Regions from separate parts of the Homo sapiens genome. Here region 2 is linked to region 1. The links are chromatin loops, found by intact Hi-C in ENCODE. Cell type or tissue: natural killer cell. All regions are shown on one strand.

The links. A loop is a pair of places that touch in the nucleus more often than their neighbours do. Peaks named below come from ENCODE experiments on the same cell type or tissue, not always from the same donor. Only the 100,000 strongest peaks of a DNase experiment are listed, where the experiment ranks them.
Region 2: it touches region 1 in a loop (2.3-fold over the local background); 47 of 110 quality-filtered maps call a loop at or near these places.

Annotation. Positions count from the first base shown.
Region 1 is chr6:109,703,534-109,707,533 of GRCh38, reverse strand. All of the region lies in intron 1 of FIG4 (FIG4 phosphoinositide 5-phosphatase), which reads right to left. Among named protein-coding and RNA genes, the nearest start is that of FIG4, 14 kb to the right of the region's middle. In natural killer cell, CTCF peaks have their summits at 1,973 and 2,173 (motif pointing left); a DNase peak (open chromatin) is centred at 2,153; H3K27ac peaks cover 1,582 bases.
Region 2 is chr6:109,525,428-109,529,427 of GRCh38, reverse strand. AK9 (adenylate kinase 9) reads left to right here. Exons shown (of 41, transcript NM_001145128.3): 29 at 355-417. Among named protein-coding and RNA genes, the nearest start is that of ZBTB24-DT, 44 kb to the right of the region's middle. In natural killer cell, CTCF peaks have their summits at 2,009 and 2,209 (motif pointing left); a DNase peak (open chromatin) is centred at 2,247.

The DNA.
Region 1 (4,000 bases):
ACACTTGGATATACTGTTTTAACTTTAAATCTGTAGAAATACATGGAATTTTTACTATTAAGTATATATATGTGTATATATGTGTATATATATGTATATATATGTATATATGTATAGGTATATATGTATATGTATGTATACATATGTGTATATATGTATATATATATACACGTATATATGTATGTATATATGTATATATATACCTATACATATATATATACACATACACACACACACACACATATATATATATACACACACACACACATCAGTTTATAAAGGCCTGATTTACTGATAAGTTATGAAGAGCAAAACAATCTGTTAAAAATGATGGGTTAGCCTGACCTCAAGAAGAAAGCTAGTCAAGAAATTCAATCCCACATCTCCTAGGAGAGGTACAGTCTAGATGACACTATGAGTTATAATGAGGTAGAAATAAAGCAATTATAATAAAAATTAGTAAACTAAGTTGGGACATCCAGTGACAGGATTCGATGTACTGGGGGTGCAGTTAGACAGACAGGCAAACAGGAAGAGAAAGGAAGTCAAAGAATCTCAGCCAGGCTTCAGCTAATTCCTGTCCCTGACACCCTACCCACCACTGAGAGGAGAGGGGGTAACCAATCTAACAGCGTTCACCTAAGAAGAATGGTTTGTAAACTATACGTGCTTGTTAGCAGAAAAGGGAGCCCTTCTTGAGGACTTAAAAAATGGCTTCTAGGAGAGGAAATAGCAATTGCAAAGAACTGAAAAGGGAAGAAGATGGTATGTTTGTTACAGGCACAAGAATAAGCGAGAAAATGTTCGTTCACAAAGCACCTAACACAGTGACCACAGCAGTCAGCACAAAAAAGACACTCAATAAGTGTTAGTTCCTTTTCTGTCCTTCACTTTGTAAGATGTCAGTGAGACTATGCCATTGTATTTGAGGAAAAAGACAAACGCCAGAGGAAAACAGAGAGTAGCCCAAAGGGAGGAAAGCATGTTCAGGACCAGAATGGACTCACAATGGGAAAATGCGCCAATCTGTTAGTAGTCAGTCTATGTCCTCGGGAGAGAAGAGCATGCAAATTGACAATCATGAATAGCATGCTATAACAGAGGCATGAACTAGATGCCATGAGAACACAGGAAGGGCATTTGACTTATCTGGGGATGGTCAGAGCAGGCTGGTGTTGTCCTGATTCTGAATTTGGCCTTGAGGAACCTCTAAGCAGGACTTTGGGCACTGAGCCAAGACAAGGCCAGTGAACCACCCATGTCCACCTGCACCAATCCCTACTCATCACCTGTTCTCCCCAAAGCACTTTTGTTTCTACCTAAATGTAGTACTTACTTCTGAAAGTCTTGTCTAAATTTGTTTGGGGCTTGTCTGCCCCCTACTATAAGCACCTCGGGAGACTGGGGCTAACTCCTTAACCTCTGTGGATTTTAATTTCCTAGTCTAGTAGCACAATATGGTGCCTCAGGCATTAGCTAAGTGTTAGGTGAAAGAACAACTATGTACCACAGAGTAATCATTTCATGTGCTGGGTAATTTTCTAAGACATTTACACTAACCCAGCTTTTCTGGGTAAGCACATAGAAAAATGGCTCTTTTAAGTCAACCACTCAGTAAGGAGGAACATCCTAGGTTTAAAAGAGGTAAAATCCCTAAATGAAATTCCCTAGAATTTTATTTTTTAATTTTAACTTCTATTTTAGGTTTGGGGGTATATGTGAAGGTTTGCTACATAGGTAAACTCATGTCACAGGGGTTTGTTGTACAGAATTTTAATAAATCCTACGAAACCTAAAGATTAATTGCAATGGGATGATACTTTGGCAGTTTGTGATTTTAAAAACAGATATAAATCCTGACATGCTCATGGGCAAATGCATTATTGGACTTCGAAACACATACTTAGGAAGGCAGATCTGTACTTCCAATATCTAGATCCTTCCAAAGAATCCATGAATCAGAGGAGCCAAAGGCTAAAACCCACAGAATCTGGAAATAGATCAGAGTGGAGGGAAAGAAATGGGAAGCACTATACCTACCCGCATTCTCTCTCTTCTCAAACAGTCTAAGAATCCTAAAAACGTTTTGTGCAGAGAATAGCGACCTCATGTGGAGCCAGTTATGAGGGAAAGAAAACCCCTGCTTTTCAGCTGGCCTACTGTAGACCGCGGAATCACTGCCTGCACTGCCCTCTGGTGGGCAGCTGACCATCCACTTTCACACCAATTTTTTAAGAGGTAACTTCCAGAAAGGCCTTGTTTCTACTCGTTCTTATTTCCTTCCTATTGAATATATCAACACTGTATATCCTCAGCCTTTGTTACATTTAATAGTATGCTTCAAAATGGACCTCAGCATTTTGGGGATTAAAAATTTCCCTAAAGTTTCCCTCCACTAAATTTTTCTCCACTGTTGATTTTTTTCCCAATTTTTAATTTAAAAAAATCTTCAAAGACAACAGAACAGTACAACGAACACCCATATACCCTTCATCTAGACTCACCAACTGTTAACATTTTGTTGCATTTGTTTTCTCCCTCCCCCACTCCTGATAGATGCTTTCTTCCTCTGAACCTCTGGAAATGAGTTGCAGGTATCGTAACACATAATCATAATATCATCAATACAATATATATGTACAATTTATATTCCAATTTTCCCCCCATCTCCCTATAATACCCTCTATAGCTGGATTTGATAAAGCCAGAATCTAATCAAGGATCATGTACTACCTATCTTTATGTAAAGTTATGTTACATCTTTTTAAATCTTTTAATCTAGAATAGTTCATCAGGCTTTGTTTTTCATGACTTCCCCATTTTTAAAGAGCCTACTTTTTTTTTTTTTTTTTTTTTTTGAGATGGAGTCTCACTCTGTCACCCAGGCTGGAGTGCAGTGGTGTAATCTTGGCTCACCAGAACCTCTGCGTCCTGGCTTCCCAGGTTCAAGCAATTCTCCTCCCTCAGCCTCCCAAGTAGCTGGGATTACAGACGTGCACCATGACACGTGGCTAATTTTTTTTGTTGTTGTTGTATTTTTAGTAGAGACAGGGTTTCGCCATGTTGGCCTGGCTGGTCTTGAACTCCTGACCTCAAATGATCCACCTGCCTTGGCCTCCCAAAGTGCTGGGATTACAGGCATGAGCCACCATGCCTGGCCCCAAGCCCACATTTTTTTACATACATTTTCTTGGTGTTTCTATTGATGTCACTCATTGGACCACTGACTAGTAAATGCCTCATATGTGTCAGGCACTAGGCTCGATGCCTGAGGAAAAAGATAAACTGAAGATATATTTTGGATATATAACTTACTGGTAGATGGGATCAGGAAGGAGAGTAATAGATCCAATTACCTTTAAGCAGATAGCTAGATGATGGTGCCACTTACTGATGTCGAGATGACTGGAGAAGAAACAGGTTTGAAGGGAAACCAAGAGTTCTGTTCACAACATGCCCAGAGAGGCCAAGTGAGAACTCAGTGGGTAAAAGAGCTCAGTGGGTGCCATCAGCATGTATGCAGCATTTAAAGCCATGGGACTGGGTTAAACCTACTAGAGAGAGTAGGGAGAGTGACGAGAGCCCAAAAAAGCTAGCCTGAGGAACTCCATTATTTAGAGGCTGGATACGGAGAAGGAACCAGCTGAGAAGATTGGGAGGAATGGCTGGTGAATGAGAAAACCCCAGCACGAGGTGGACTCGTCAAAGCAAAGAAAGATCATCTGGGAAAGGAGAAAGCAGTCACATCAGATGCTGCTGAGAAGTCAAGTCGATAAGGACAGAGCATCTGATGACAGGCGCTTGTGAGTGGCCCTTCTGTGGGCAGTCTCAGGGACAGAGAGGGGGCAAGATCCACAACAGAGATGTCTGAGGTGCAAAACAGGTAGAATCCTGGATAAAGATGGAGGAGTGGACACCTCTGGTCCTCCCAAACATCTTACTAAAACCATAGTAAAGTTTTTTATGTTTGTTTTTAGGCTCAAGCCCCAAGAGCAAAAGG
Region 2 (4,000 bases), 180 kb after region 1:
GTTAAAAGCTTACCATTTTCAGTGAATTGCCTCCACGTATTTCCCTATTTCCTGCCACCAAAACCAAACAAACAAATGAGCGATAAATTTTGAAAAGGAGTTCTAAACTTTGTGGAAAGAGTAACTGACCCCAAGTGCTGTTTATCCCTCTGGAAGAAAATAGCTGATCAAGAGGTTCAGAGGTACAAGGATGCAAGCCAAGCAACATGATTACCGCCATCACATCCTTTCCTGCAAAGTTCACTGTGCTTCTGCCCAAACGTTATTCCTACTTTATATAAAAATATATGAATACAGAGAAAGCCACTTTTATCATTCTCCATTACAATTTTTTAATGTCTCTTTCTTTAACAGGTTGATACGATTGCTAAAAGAAGGGCTGAACTTATATTAGAGAGAGATAAAAAAAGGAGGGAGGTAAGTAGTTTTGTTTTTTTTTTCAAAACAGGGTCTCACTCTGTTGCCCAGGGCAGGGTACAGTGGCACAATCATAGCTCACTGCAACCTCGAACTCCTGGGCTCAAGGGATCCTCCCACCTCAGCCTCTCAAAGTGCTAGGATTACAGGCATGAGCCATCACACCCAGCCTTTGCCTTCTGGCTTAAGACACTCTTGTAACAGCTTTTCAAGGCTGACCCTCTTGTAACCTGATTTCCATCTGTATAAAAATGTCCAGCCAAACAAGGAGAAGAGAAAAAGAGGAATATCAGAAAATACAACTTGCTACAAGTGCAACCACATGTCACCCTGGTGTGAATATGCTGGACTTCCGTACAGAGGACTGCTGATATTGTACAGTGCAACTGCAACTGCAACTGCAGGCACAAAGCATTGCAGAAGCGGGGCCAAAGTAATTGTTGCTTTGTCAAAACAAAATATTCACAACCAAAAGTAGATAAGAAAAAACCATTGGACTGAGAAAATTATGGCACCATGTAAGAATAAGAACCCTCCTCTTAATTATTTGCCTCGATTTTCATTCATTTATTCATTCAGTCCATCAGCAAACATTAATTGAGCTTTGTGTCTGACACTGTTTCAAATACTGGCAAATCAGCCATGAGCAAAACTTACAGAAATCGTAGCCTCATTATAATGCTCATTTCTCTCATCAAACATGTTCTGAAAGTTTGCTCTGTTTAAGGTGTCATGCTAATGTTTAGGATCAAAAAGATGTCCTAACCTGGAATTAAGTACAGTTAACTACTTTAAGCCCTTGGGAGTCCCTAGTGGTCCCCTTCTGAATCACTTCAAATGTTTCAGCAGTGAAGGAGTCCAGGCTTTGCAGTTAAACACACCTACGCAGTATCCCTTCTCCAGTTCTCACTGACTTTGTTCACTGCTCTCCAGTGCCTGGTGGAGTGCTGACACATGTGACATTCAACTTCAGTTGTTTCGCTGAGGTTGTATAACATTGAGTAAGTCACTTAGCCTCTGTAAACCTAGGGCTTTTTATTGTAAAATGGGAAAAATTAATACATTTAGTTTCCCTAATTAATAATAATTTAATTTCCCTTTGCTACTCTTCAGTTAAATCTTCTTTTCTTAAGAATTAATTTTCAGGATAAACTTTAAATGTTCTTTATAATTTTTTCATTTGTTAACATTAGAATGGTGTGATTTCTTCTGATTTTTCATTCGGAAATTCAATATTCTATGTAGAGGTTAAATAGGATTTTGTAAGTCAGCTCTCCTGAGACTTCATGTTTGTAAAACTGTCTGTGTATCCCACAAAACTGATACAAACAAACTCGCAGCACAACTCCTGAGATGTTTGATGAATAAAAAATTAAAACTGTATGTGGGGTTTTTTTTTTCCAACTCCTTTGATGGAAATTTTATATGTCCTGCTACTGACTCAGACAATAAAGTAGACAAAATATAGCATCTCAGGGATGAGTTAGTGTGCTTGTTACTATTGGTCAGTGTGCCACCCTAAGTGGCATCCATCCCGACTCCACATCTATACTGGAGCTCACTTCCATGAACAGATCCAGGGGGGTTTCTCACATTTGCCTTCTTATGCAGAATATGCAGTTCTGTGACTTGCCTTTTTCAGACTAACTGGGGAATCCCTGGCGGAGAAAGCCCTTCCCAGGTTTGTCTTCTTGCCCTAAACAAAATCATTGTCTTTACTGTCTTTTTAGCACTGAATGGGACATTTCCAACATTAGAAATCACTTCAATATCCCAGTCATTACTTGCATTAATTTCATAGGGAAATGTCGCCATCTTGTGGACCTGTAGTCTCAGAATGTGACTGTAAGGCAGCCCCTGGCCTTGCTTGTAATCCTCCCTCTCTTCCTGTCCCCTGGCTCCGTCTCTGGGTCTCCATTAGGTGTTGGGTAGCCACTGGGAGGTGAAAGCAAGGGAGGGCCAGGACAGGAAGCCCGGGGAGCAAGTGAGCACAGTGTCAGACTACGCCTCGGAGAAGAGTAATAGAGACACATTGTTCATAGGTACTGAGGGAAGGCCCAAGTCAGGGTCCACATGAGGTTGAAACAAGGGTCTGGACCAAGTACCAAGCCAAAACCATCTCCAGGATCCTCTAGGGAGAAGACAGAGTGTTTAGACCCAAAGGTTGATACACAGAGGGCTCTTCAGGTTGAAACAGCAAGCAAAAGTGTGCATGGGTATACGGGTTGGAGACAGATTCAAAGCACTGAAAACCAAGTAGTTCACAATAGCTGCTCCACAGGCAGTGTCAGTCACACCACAGCATAATAAAGAAATTTGGGATCTAGATAATGAGCACCTGTGTCAGGAAGCCCTGAGAACTCTGACAGGTCTTTTACTTCTTCTTCCATTTCTTCATGCTTTCCTCTTCCGTCACTTCTCTAATCATAAAAAAATCCATCGCTCTCCTGGCACAAGCTTCTGTCCAGATGTAGCTTCCCCTGTCTTCCCCTACCAGTAGACAGTTGTAACACAGCTTACCCCAAATCTAGTCCTGTCTCTCTGAGACTATGAATTTATTTGCTTTCTGCTTGTCCCCTCTGTTTTCTGTTTCTCTGTTCCCCTTTTCCGGCCTTCCTTGGATTATTTGAATATATTTTAGAAATTCATTTTAATTATCTATTGCCTTTTTTTCTTTTGAAAAGTGTGTAAAATTTTTATTTTATTTTTTCTTTTTCAATTTGTATTTTAGGTTCAGAGGGTACATGTGCAGGTTTGTTACGTGGGTAAATTGCATGTTGCCGGGGTTTGGTGTACAAATAATTTTGTCACCCAGGTAGTGAGCATAGTACTCAATAGGTAGTGTTTTGACCCTCACTCTCCTCCTACCCTCTACCCTCAAGTAGGCCCCAGTGTCTTTTGTTCTCCTCTTTGTGTCCATGTGCACTCAAAGTTTAGCTCCCACTTATGAGAACATGCAGTAGTTGGTTTTCTGTTCCTGTGTTAACTTGCTTGGGATAATGGACTCCAGCTCCATCCATGTTGCTGCAAAAGATATGAATTCATTCTTTTTTATGGCTGCATGGTATTCCATGGTATATATGTACCACATTTTCTTTATCCAGTCCACCATTAATGGGCATCTAGGTTGATTGCATGTCTTTGCTATTGTGAGTAGTGCACTGCATGTGTGCATGTGACTTTTTAGTAGAACGATTTCTATTCCTTTGGGTGTATACCCATTAATGGGATTGCTGAGTTAAATGGTAGTTCTAAGTGCTTTGATAAATCTCCAAACTGCTTTTCACAGTGGCTGAACTAATTTACATTCCCACCAACATTTCCTTTTCTTCATAACCTCACTAACATCTGTTATTTTCTGACTTTTCAATAATAGTCATTCTGACTGGCATGAGATAAGACACCACTGTGTTTTCGATTTGCATTTCTCTAATGAGTAGTGACATTGAGCATTTTTTCATATGCTCGTTGGCTGTGTCTATGTTTTCTTTTAAGTGTCTGTTTATGTCTTGTGCCCATTTTTTAATGGGGTTGTTGTTTTGGGCTTGTTGATTTGTTTAAGTTCCTTATAGATTCTGGATAT